2 separate regions of the Homo sapiens genome follow, and region 1 is linked to region 2. The links are chromatin contacts, found by Hi-C or POLR2A ChIA-PET in ENCODE. All regions are on one chromosome and are shown on one strand. Each heading gives the region's core, a stretch centred on a gene start or an enhancer-like site at or near the end of the contact. The rest is flanking DNA. Distances are from core to core; before and after follow the strand shown.

What was found. Hi-C counts contacts between places; a loop is a spot of excess contacts on that map. ChIA-PET counts read pairs that join two places held with the same protein, here RNA polymerase II (POLR2A). Pooled maps may share reads with other maps.
Region 1: a loop to region 2 is called in a map of tibial artery, with 4 times the contacts of the local background. The contact joins the enhancer-like site here to the promoter of LINC00612 in region 2. A Hi-C loop is called at or near these places in 2 of 168 maps with a recorded cell type or tissue (ascending aorta and tibial artery) and 11 of 50 pooled maps. POLR2A ChIA-PET finds 5 or more read pairs at or near these places in 2 of 52 experiments (HepG2 and activated T-cell).

The regions. Positions count from the first base shown.
Region 1 is chr12:9,647,476-9,653,737 of GRCh38, reverse strand. LOC105369728 (a long non-coding RNA gene) reads left to right here and starts at 5,750. Exons shown (of 2, transcript NR_157802.1): 1 at 5,750-5,897. It also overlaps the pseudogene LOC374443. RefSeq lists enhancers at 2,858-3,037, 4,937-5,116, 5,157-5,226, 5,907-5,956, 5,967-6,036 and silencers at 3,813-3,862, 5,497-5,796. Within about 2 kb of position 2,162, at least 9 of the 41 ENCODE cell types and tissues checked have a DNase peak (open chromatin) inside an H3K27ac peak, as active enhancers do.
Region 2 is chr12:9,060,557-9,066,347 of GRCh38, reverse strand. LINC00612 (long intergenic non-protein coding RNA 612) reads left to right here and starts at 1,278. Exons shown (of 3, transcript NR_034140.1): 1 at 1,278-2,080. It overlaps A2M-AS1 (A2M antisense RNA 1), which reads right to left and starts at 1,171. Exons shown (of 2, transcript NR_137425.1): 1 at 1,120-1,171; 2 at 1-522. It also overlaps a transcript of KLRG1 not described here. RefSeq lists silencers at 1,783-1,832, 1,893-1,942.

The sequences.
Region 1 (6,262 bases), core at 913-3,412, 590 kb before region 2:
TTGACAGGAGTTACTGGAGATATAAGTGCTAGACATTGTCTTTGCAGAGTTTTATCTGTAAAATAGAAACATCAGAATCTCAATCTCAGGAATATCGTAGGGAGAAAAAATTTATCATAGAATCAACACTAAGATCAGATGTACTTCAATTCTCCTACTGCCAACTCCTTTCACAAAAGGGCTTGGTTCATAAATGAGAATAATGGCCCAAAGAGGGCTAGAGATAAAAATCGAATTCTCCCCACCCCCAGGGAATCTTCCAGTTACTGGAAAAAGAGTAGAAATTGGGATGAAAAAGAAACATACACAATCCAGATTTAGCCCCATAGTAAAGCAGCTGGTTAGAAGCAACAAGGGAAGCAGAAAATAAATCAATGTAATTCACCATATTGACAGAATGAGACAAGGGACAACATATGAGCATCTGAATAAATGCAGCAAGAGGATGTGAAAAGCTTAATATTCATCCACGATAGTAAGACTCAACAAATTAGAAATTGAAGAACTTTCTTCAACCTGATAAAGGGCATCTACAGAAAAACTACAACTAGCAACAACCTTAACGATGAAAGAATAAATGCTTTCCCCCAGTGACATAGAACAAGGCAAGGATGTCTGATCTCTCTCACCAATCCAATTTAACATTTTACTGGATGTCCTATTAGGGGCAAAAAGGCAAGAAAAAAGAAATAAATGTCATACAGATTGGAAAGAAATAAAAGCATTGCTATTCACAGACAACACAGTTGTCTGCATGTAAAATTCTAAGGAATCTACCAAATGGCTATGAGAATAAATGAATTTGGCAAAGCTACAGGATTACCTATGTTCATATATAAAAATCACTTATATTTCCATATTCATAATTATGAAGTGGAAATTTAAATATAAAAACAGTATCATTTATAATAACATGAAAGATATCAAATAAATATATCAAAATATGTTTAGGATCAGTATGATGAAAGCTGGAAACCAAAGGGACAAAGAAATCAAAGCAGACTTGAATCAACAGAGAGATATAAGATATTCATAGATTGGAATATGCAATATTGCTGGATGTCAATTATACCCAAACAGGTTTAGAGATTCAGTGCAATACTGATAAACATTGCAGTATGAATTTTTTGTAGAAATAAGCAAGGTAATTTTAAAATTATATGAAAAAGCAAAGAACTAGAATAGCCAAACAATTTTGAAGGAAAAAAAAATGGCCAAATTTGGAAATCAGGGAACCTGCTTTCGTAATTTACAAAGTAATAGAAACAAAGACAGTATGATATTGACAAAAGAACAGACACATAAATCAATGGAACAGAAAAAAGGTTTCAGAAACAAATCTAAACGTGTATCATCAATTGACATTTGACAGACGTGGAAAGTAATCAGGTAGGTAAGGGGTAATATTTTCTGAACATGTAGTGCTGGAACAATTGAGTGTCCTAATGCAAAACAGTGAACCTCAGCTCACACCTAATACCTTATAAGAAAATTAACTCAAAATAAATTTTAGACTCATATATAAAGCCTCAAACCCTAAAACTATTAGAAGAGGAAAATTACATTTTTGTGAACTTGAATTAGGCAAAAATTTCTTACATACAACACCAAAAGCATTATCAATATTTTAAAAATTGATAAATTGAACTTTAACGTAATTAAAACTCTCTGCTAGAAAAAAAACCCTGAAAAGGGAATAAAAAGACAAGCAAAGGCAGAAAAACATCTCTCTAAAAAGCGACTTGTATCTAGAATATATTAAGAACTCAAAACTCAACAATAAGAAAACGAAAACTAGATTAAAAAGTGGGCCAATGATTTGGAGATATACTTGATTAAAGAGGATATATGAATAGCAAACAAGTGCATAAAAACATGCTTGAAATAACCAGCCATTTGAGAAATACAAATTAAAACCATGAGTGACTACTACATGGTTATTAGAGTGGCAAACAAAACAGAAAAAGAAACAACTGCTGGTGAGGAAGGGATGTGATATGGTTTGGATCTTTGTCCCCACCCAAATCTTATGTTGAATTGTAATCTCCAGCGTTGGAGGTGGGGTCTGGTGGAAGGAGATTGGATCATGGGGGCAGATTTCCCCCTTGGCACTGTGTCATGATAAGAGTGAGTTCTCGTGAGATCTGGCGGTTGAAAACTGTGTGGTGCCCTCCCTCACTTCCTCTCTTCCTCCTGCTCTGGCCAAGTGAAGTATGGACTCCCCCTTTGCCTTCTGCCATGAATTGTAAGTTTCCTGAGGCATCCCCAGAAGCTGAGCAGATGCCAGAATCATGCTTCCTGGCCAGCCTGTGGAATGGTCAGCCAATTAAACCTCTTTTCTTTACAAATTACTCAGTCTCAGGCTATTTCTTTATAGCAGTGAGAGAATGGACAGGATGCAACTGGAATTTTCATGCATCATCACTGGAAATGCAAAATGTTATGGGCATTTTGGAAAACAGTTAAGCAGTTTGTTATGGTAAATGTAAATTCACCACATGCCCTAGCCATCCTATCCCTAGGTATTTAAACAAGGGAAGTGAAAACTTGTGTTTACCCAAAAACCTGTAAGGAATATTTTACACCAGGTTTATTCATTATCACAAAAAACTAGCAACAACTCAAATATGCTTCAGCTGCTGAAGAGGTAAACAACTATTCCTCAGCCCTAATAAAAGAAAAAACTCGATCACACATTCACAATTGTCAATTTCTTACTGTGTGTTAGCTGGCCAAACTTTTGTCAGGTTTTTCTCCTCCCCACAGGCCCTACACGTGTTTGCCCGCAAGTTTGCCTAAATGCCTCAAAGCACAGACTTGCAAAAAACATCCTGCCTTAACCTGACCACAGACCACATTGCACCATTTCCTGCTGAAACGCCTAGACTTTGCCTGCTCTCTCCCACACCACTAACTTTTTTTTTTTTTTTAAGACAGAGTCTCTGTCGCCCACGCTGGAGTGCAGGAGCATGATCTCGGCCCACTGTAAGCTTCCACCTCCCGGGTTCATGCCATTCTCCTGCCTCAGCCTCCCGAGTAGCTGGGACCACAGATGCCCACCACCATGCCCGGCTAATTTTTTGTATTTTGTTTAGTAGAGACGGGGTTTCAGCAGGTTAGCCAGGATGGTCTCAATCTCCTGACCTCGTGATCCACCCGCCTCAGCCTCCCAAATTGCTGGGATTATAGGCATAAGCCACCGCACCTGGCCTAACATATTTTTGAAATCAGTGTTATTCCTATTGCAACAGTCCTTTTGAATAAAGTTTCTCCCTAAGTCCAGACTTGTTTTTCTTTGACAAATGATACATACTATAATACAGATGACTTGAAAATGCATTATTGCTAAGTGAATGAAGTCAGATTCTACATTTACCTACTGCAAGATTCCATCGATGTGACATTCTGGAAAAGCAAAAGTGCAAGATCAGAAAACAGATGAGTGGTTGCCAAGGGCTAGCGGTAGAGGAAGAGACATTCTACAAAGGGACATGAGGGAATTTCGAGTGGGTGGGTATGGCTCTATATCTTGACTTTTATGGTAGTAACATGAGTATATATGTTTACCATAGAAATCTACACCAAAAGAGTGAATTTTACTGAATATAAATTATAATACTTTAAAAGTCCCTGCCAACTTTCGTCCGTTTAATATACATCTACAAGAATAACAGGGAGCTTCAGCTTAAATTCTAGACAGGGGGAAAGATGGGTAAGATTGGATGATCTTAAGCAGTAAATATCGTTTGGATTTTGGCTCATATAAAAATATCAACCTTTATTCTTTCTGGTTCTACACTAACGCAAAATTGTCTTAAAGGTTCAGAATACTAAGACTTCCGTAATTCTTTTTCATTGCTACTAGGGTAATGTGTAACTCTCCCCTTAAAACTTCCCCCAAATCTCCCATTTGCCTCTCTTAATAATCTTCTAAATGTGCCTGCTTTCTCTTCTTCTTTTTTACATCTCTAGCCCCTCCTACTAATACTGAGACAGCCAGGTGGGAAGGGGTCCCTGGAGAAACTCCAATTAGCCTGCCCACTGAGGTGGAGCCTTGGGAAGTTCACAAGGTTTGCAGCAGAGAGAAGCCTGAGCCTGGCCCCAGTTTTTCATTTGTAGAACCTGGGATTCAAACTGTCAGGTGGGAAGCGCTCCGGCGGAAGGACTCTGGCCCTGCAAGAGTACCTGTTTCCCCCTTTTTTTCCCTTTTTCACCCAATAAAACTCTGCTTCACACACCCTTTAAACCATCTGCGAGCCTGAATTTCCGTGGCCGTGGGACAAAGAATCCCATTTTTAGCTGAAATAAGGAAAAGTCCTGCAGCAATATTCCCACATGCATCTTGTTCCACTTCTCTCTTGCTCACTTATTTCTCTTCTACCTTTCTTACAGTGTGTCCTGACTCCCGCAAATTCATACCACTCTTAAGGTACACACTGAACACAATAACTCTTCAGACTTCTAGTTGGAAAAACAACATTAGGAATTATCTCTCAGAAGAACAGAGAAATAAAGCATTATTACTGATCAAATTTTAACTCAGTTTCAGGATCTGAAAAACTTAAATCACAGGATGCATTTTAAAAAACAAGTTTCACAACTGTACCAGGTAACAAATATTTAGTTTCGGTTCTGTAAACATTCTTTAGAATATAACATTTGGCTTAGTTAGTAAGAATATAACTTAGTAGGAATGTAACTTAGCCAAAAGTTACATTTGTAACATCTAAAAAATGTTAGAACGTACTGCTCCGGGACACAAATTTAAGAAGACCGATTTGAGTAATAATAAAACTCCCATCACCTGCAAAGCCGGCTCTGCGTGAATTACTCTTTCTCCATTGTAATCCCCGTCTTGATAAATCGGCTCTATCTAGCAGACAAAGTGAACCCACTGGACGGTTACAACAGTACCATGAATGCTAAGAGCTAGGAGCAACATGTTACAAAAACAGTGGCATCCCTTAAAAACAAGTTTCCCCAAGAAAGGTGGGAGGAAAATAGGGGCTCAGGACAGTTGCAAATAGATGTCTATCTTCCAAATAAAATGCCAAGTCTTCTTGAGGTCACAGCATCCACAAGTTTCCAACTAGGCTGGAAAAACAAGTTGGATCAGAGAGAGGTTGGGGGAGGGCCCGTGGGTGGCCCTGAAGCAGGCCACTAGGACGCCGTTTCCCTCTCTCCGCCCTTCCAAAAGCCCTTAAGCCACAGACAGCCGTGGCCCGTCCAGGGGGCACTCCCCTCTCAGGTCCCCCAAAGTTCTGCAAACTCTGACGACAAAGGCAAGTCAGAGTCCCGTGACATGTGGGGAGGCATCGCACAGATTTTTCTTTTCATGGCCTGGTCAGAGAGAGTGCTCACCCAACCGAGAAGGCCCTGGCGGGGTCACACTGGCTAAATAAAAAGCGCCTTCTTCTGCTTTTTTCGGAGCTCCAGGTGACGGCTCCTCCTTCACTCCAGGGCGGAGCTCTGCAGAAAAGGCGGGGAGGCACGGAGGGAGGTGTACTGGGGCTGCGGGATTCGCGGCTACATGGGCTTCTAGGCTCTCTCGCGCCCACCCTGCCCCGAGCTACGGAGCCCCTTCCGGTCCCGCGGACTCCAAGCCTCAAGTTTCCGCCACACCCTCCAGAGAAGCGTCCCCGCCGCAGCCCCGGGGGGCGGGAGGCGCGAGGCGCGGCTGCGCCCAGCACTGGCCCCACCTCCCACGCGCCCGCGGGAGATTTGCTTGGGGCTGGATCCCCCGCCTACCGTTTCCCCGCAGCCGCCGGCGCTTCTGGCGCTTGTGACCCGAGCAGGAAGCCCAGAGAGAAACCAGAAAGACAGGAAGGGGATTCCTGGACTTCCTTTCCACATCCGGCAGGAACGCGACCCTCCTCCAGCTAGGAGCGCTTGTCCGGGTCTGGTGGACCCCTTACCCTGTGATAAGGACCCAGAGGATGCCCTTGTCCCCGGGATTAGGGGGAACCCAATGGAGGCCTCCACCCGGGGCCGATTCCCACCCTGGGCCACAGGAGCTTTTTAGGCAGTGAAACTATTCTATGTGTAATGGTGGATATGTTATAGGAGGCAGAAACGAATTATTTGGGTAGACAGGGTAAAGCCAGTCCCCGGTAGAAAACTTTGCTTTTAACAAAAAGCAGCTCAAAAATAGCTCCCTTGCTAACCTCATGCAGTTCAAAGAAATCACTTTTCTAACAAGAGGCCTGAAAGAGCAGACAGTAAAACACAGAAAAGACAGCTGGGACACAGAAGGACTGGGGTG
Region 2 (5,791 bases), core at 29-2,528:
ACAGTGGCACTGGCGAATGCAGTGACGCCAACCAGGGCCCCAAAGAGGGAGTCACAGCCCGGGCTCAAGGAGCTCCCAGGTCTGGGCTTCTCCGAGGGCCAGAGCTCTTCTCTCCCTGTGGGGAGCAAGGGGCATGTTGCAGCCCTGTTTGTGTTACAGCTCTTTTAACCTTGCTGTGCAGCTCCTCAGCTCCTGCATCAAGCAGACAAGTGGAGAATGAGACAGATGAAGAGGAGCATTACTGAGCAATGGAACAGAAGGATAAGGAAGATGAAGAGGAAGGAGACCTGCAGTTAGTAGCTCATTTCCACAGTAAGGATGTCCTTTCCACAGCAAGGGTGTCCCAACGAGTGTTCAGCTTCTAGCAGAACGGAGACCCTGGAGTGGCTGGCTCCTCTCTGCAAACAGGTCTTCCCATTGAGTGTTCAGCTTTCAGCAGAGAGGAGGTTCTGGAATGGGTAGTTTCTCTCCACAGGTAGGTCATCCATTGTCTTCCCATCCTCTCTTCCAATCTAGCTGAGTCTGGGGGATTTTATGAGCCTCAGAGGGAGGAAATGCATGCTGATTGGTCCATGGGCAGCCATGAGTGGGCCCAGGGAGCAGCACCACAAGTTACCTCTCTGGTCTGCAGGCTTCAAGCCCTCACCAGCTTGAGGGTGGGACTTCACTGGGGACCCATCCCCTTCCACCCAGGAACCTGTCTGCCTCCTGCTCCCAGGCTGTTCATGCCAAGGAGCGCCTGCAAGTCAGTGTCCAGCTGTCTTCAGACCCCTCTCAGCCTCCCTCCCACGCTTGTTGGTGCCCAAGTTCCAAAGGGGGCCGAGACGGCAGGGGGCTGGCGTATCAGCACTGTCCTGAGCGTGTGCACGCTCGGCCAGGCTGTGACAGTACCCAGGCTCGGCCCGACCTTGCTCTGAGTTCAGAGTGGGTGCTAACAGTGGAGAGAAGCCAGGCAGCCGGAGTAGGCACCCTGGAGCCTGCAGTGGGCAGGGGACTTTGCTGGGCCTCTGAGAGCACAGAAAATGTCCACAGCCGCGGCAAGGTGGCTGCAGCTGCACCCTGGGAGCTCCTGCTCCACCAGTTCGGAAGGGGCGGGGCTCCTGCTTGTCCCTGGCTCACCTGCTCCTGAGTGTGCAGGTCCGGTGGCGCCTCCTTGCAGGCTGGGCTGATGGGCGGGGGCGGGGGGGGGGGGGGGGAGGAAGGGAATGTTCCAGGTCCTCCCTGGGCCCGGGACTGTGTCCGGGGCAGGGATGACGTCGCTGCAAGTTCTTCCCGTGGCCCCGGGGCTCAGGGGCAGCCCAGGACTCTCCCTCGCCCGGCTCACGGCCCTGCCTGGGGGGCGCCTCCGGGAGCAGATCACGAGCCCTGGGGCTCAGCCCTCAGGCGCGTCTAGCTCGGCGGTCACCCCAGTGCCGGGAGGACCCTGAAGACGCGCCCCAGGCGGCCCTACTCAGAGCCTCCTCCCAAGGCCCAGGAATGCGGCGCTGTCGGAGGTGTGCGCGGTGGCCACACCGCTGTCCGGGTCCCCAAAGCGGGCCCCGCTCCCACTTCTCGCCTTGGCCCCGAACCCTGGGTCCAGCCCCAGCGCTTTGTGTGCGAACACCGCTCCGCCCCGGACCCAGCTCCGCCTTGGGGCCCCTCTCTGCCTGCCCCTCCGTGCCCGACTACACTGCTTCCCCTCCGGCGGGCGACTCAGCCCGGTCCATCGTGGCGGCTTCCAGGGCGGCAGGCTCCGGGAGTACTCCCGGGGCCGGCTCCAAGGACTGTTCCCCTCCTCCCCACTCCCACTCCGCGGCGGCGGCGGGCGAGAGCGGCGACATAGGGCCAGGGTCCGGAGCGGTGGAGGCTCCTGGCCGGGGAGCACGTCGCCCCACCCGGCAACGCGAGGATGGTGGCGGCGCAGTCGGCTGCTTTGGGGTCTCAAGGCACAGGGGACGCGAGGCACAGATGTCCCACAGCAGCCACTGCGGCTCCCGCAGCTGCTCCGCCGCCGCTGCCCGCCCCTCCCTGCTGCAGCTGGCGTGATGGCAGCGGCAGCTCTGGACGCCCCACTGCTGCCACCATCAGCCTTGTGAAATAGGTACTACCTTAACAAATGAAATTGAAGCAGAGACATGTAATTTGCCCAAAGTTACTAAGTTAGTGACAAAGCTAGAATTCAAGACCAAGAAGTCTAGCTTCCATGCTCTTAACTTCCAACCATGGTGACACCTCAAACAACTTCAGACAAAAAGGCCAGGAGAAAGTATATTTCAGAGCTTAATAAACATTATAATTAGCTGTCAAATTAAGTATCAAGCCAGGGCACAGAACATAAAAGAAATCAGAGTATGGCTATGGGAACAAGACAACAGGATTATAATTTTACCTCTTGGTTCTAGTTTTTTTCTTTGTTCATATGGAAATCGTTACTGAAAAGGTACTTTAAGGATATGCTTGTTGCAAATCATTAGCTGTATCACTGACCAAGAGTGTTTATTCCTGAAATACTAACTGATTGCCTACTATCTGCCAGGCACAATATCCCATGCTATAATACAAAATTAAACAAAATAGGATTCCTCCCTTAGAAAAACTCACCGCAGAGTAAAAGAAAAAGATACACATCTGGGTCATTATAATGATCAGGTGCTCAAGCTATTCATTGCCCCAGTGGACTGGAGATACAATGGCCTTCTCAAGTTTTGGGGTATTACACTCAAATTCATATGTAATACTGGAGAAAAGGCCTAATTACAACTTAAACTGGATTTCCCACCAGCCTGGTGGCATGGGAATCTTGGAATTAAAATTACGTAGAATTTTTAAAAGTGATGTATCTTCTACATCTGATTTTGTGAACTGAAGTTTATTCTTTCCAGGAAAGCATATAGATACACGACAGGAAATGAAATGGATACTTGTTGGGGTCAGTTTTATGTATAGTTTGTATTTTATTTTGAAATATGATACACTGCTATTCTCTTGCATTTTCTTATATGTGACTCACCACTAACCCTATATTCCCCCATTTCAGGCCAGTTGGTCATAAGCATCCATTTGCCTCAGAGAATACTGGGTTGTTATGACAAGAATATAAAGTTGGAAAGAAATAGAATATTTGAGTCTACCCTGTAAGAATAAAAAGAATAAAAGGGGTTTAAATTTATTTAGACCCTATTGTTTAATCAAGAATTCTGGCCAGGAGCAGTGGTTCATGCCTATAATCCCAATGCTTTAGGAGGCCAAGGCAGGAGGATCATTTGAGGCCAAGAGTTTGAGACCAGCCTGGGCAAATTATTGCTCGGGAAAAAAAGGTCTTATTTAGTATTTTAGTCTTTACAATGTTTTTTTCTATTATGCAATATTCTCTCAAATACTTTATGTCCATCCACGTTGTCTGAGACATGCCACTTTAACATTCTAGTTATGCTGTAGCTGTCATTTTACCCTAAGCCGTTAGTAGTACTGATCCACATAAAATTGGGCTGTTTAGGTGTTTAACTGTTTAAATGTATAATATATCTGATATATTTATATATTGTATAAAAAATCACCTAACACAATAGATATTTACTATGTCTGCTATAAATATATATCATATAACATATAACAATATATTATAAATGATAATATACTATAATATAAAATATAATAAATATATTATAAATGTACAATATATCCGATATAAATATATAAATATGTCAACTATATTATACATATAAATGTATATGTATAATATATACATATATGTATAATACAATGTATTTATTATGTATATATATAAATGTATATGTATAATATATAAATGTATAATATATCTGATATAAACATATCAGATATATTATCCATCTATTGTGTCAGGTGATTCTTTATACAATATATAAATATATCAGATATATTATCCATCTATTGTGTCAGGTGATTTTTTATACAATATATAAATATATCAGATACATTATCCATCTATTGTGTCAGGTGATTTTTTATACAATATATAAATATATCAGATATATTATCCATCTATTGTGTCAGGTGATTTTTTATACAATATACAAATATATCAGATATATTATCCATCTATTGTGTCAGGTGATTTTTTATACAATATATAAATATATCAGATACATTATCCATCTATTGTGTCAGGTGATTTTTTATACAATATATAAATATATCAGATATATTATCCATCTATTGTGTCAGGTGATTTTTTATACAATATATAAATATATCAGATATATTATCCATCTATTGTGTCAGGTGATTTTTTATACAATATATAAATATATCAGATATATTACATATCTATTGTGTCAGGTGATTTCTTATACGATATATAAATATATCAGATATATTATCCATCTATTGTGTCAGGTGATTTTTTATACACTATATAAATATATCAGATATACTATACAGTTCAGCCCATCAAAGCACCATATTTTGGGGGGTTGGTTTCCGTGTCCCAACACTAGCTACGAAAATATTAGCTATTAGCTACCTATAACTCTTCAGTAGTAAATTCAAGAAACGTAAAGTAATTCTCTTCATTAAGTTCTTGCCTTGTCTACTAAAAAAATGGTCATCACCGATGTGGACAATGAAGACCTGTGGGGTTAAAAGCTCTAACTAGTATGCCTCCAAGATTCTTTGATTGCCTGCCATCATGATCGAAGAATAAATAACTTCTTTTTCATCTTATTTATTTATTTTTTGTAGAGATAGGGTCTCGCTATGCTGCCCAGGCTGGTCTCAAACTCCTGGGCTCAAGAGATCCTTCTACTTAAGCCTCTCAAAGTGCTGGAATTACAGGGGTGAGTCACCACGACTGACCATTAATAATTTCTTTCAATGACACTTTAACATAGGCTCATTCATCTTTACCTCTAAAGAAAAGTCTTTCTGGTCTTTTTAAAATTATATTTTTTGGCCAGGCACAATGGCCAGGTGCGGTGGCTGACACCTGTAATCCTAGCACTTTGGGAGGCCAAGGTAGGAAGATTGCTTGAGGCCAGGAGTGCAAGACCAACCTGGCAAACATCTGGAAAACATAGCAAGGCCCCATCTCTATTAAAAAAAAATTAATTCTATTTTTCTAAGAGAAAAAAGATTCCCAATTCAACAACACTTTTCAAAAACTTTATCTGGCAGCTACTCAGGAGATTGAGATGGGAGGATCATATGAAGCCCAGGAATTCAAAACCAGTGTGGGCAACATAGTGAGATCCTATCTCATAAAAAAATAAAAAATAAAAAAAGCTTTACTTGGAATACAACCCATGACTCTGGTTATAAATACAAAATTCTTCAAATTCATTTAAAGGAATTTAATCCTAGCTTCTCGGATGAAAAAAGGAAATAATATTCACAATTTGATCCATCATCAGTAGACAAGTTAAATGTGTTTCACAAAAGCAAGACATATTAATTAAGCAAAATCATATTCGAGTAACCACAGGAAATATAAATATACTGTCTCTTACCTAGAGAAATCTTATAGTCTAATTGTGAAGATAGTCTTCACGTGACGAAAAAGATCATCATTAATCCAAAACATATAAGTTATAAAGAAGCGACATATACCAGCAATTCTAAAATCTGGTTAGCATCCTTTGTAGAATTTATTTTAAAATGCAGATATCCAGGTCTCATCAATAAAGATTTAATTAATTATTTTTGGGGATGTGCTCAGACATCTGCGTTTTTTGTTTTTTGTTTTCGTTTTTTTGTTTTTTGAGATGGAGTCTCACTCTGTTGCCCAGGCTGGAGTGCAATGGCGCAATCTCAGCTCACTGCAACCTCTGCTCCC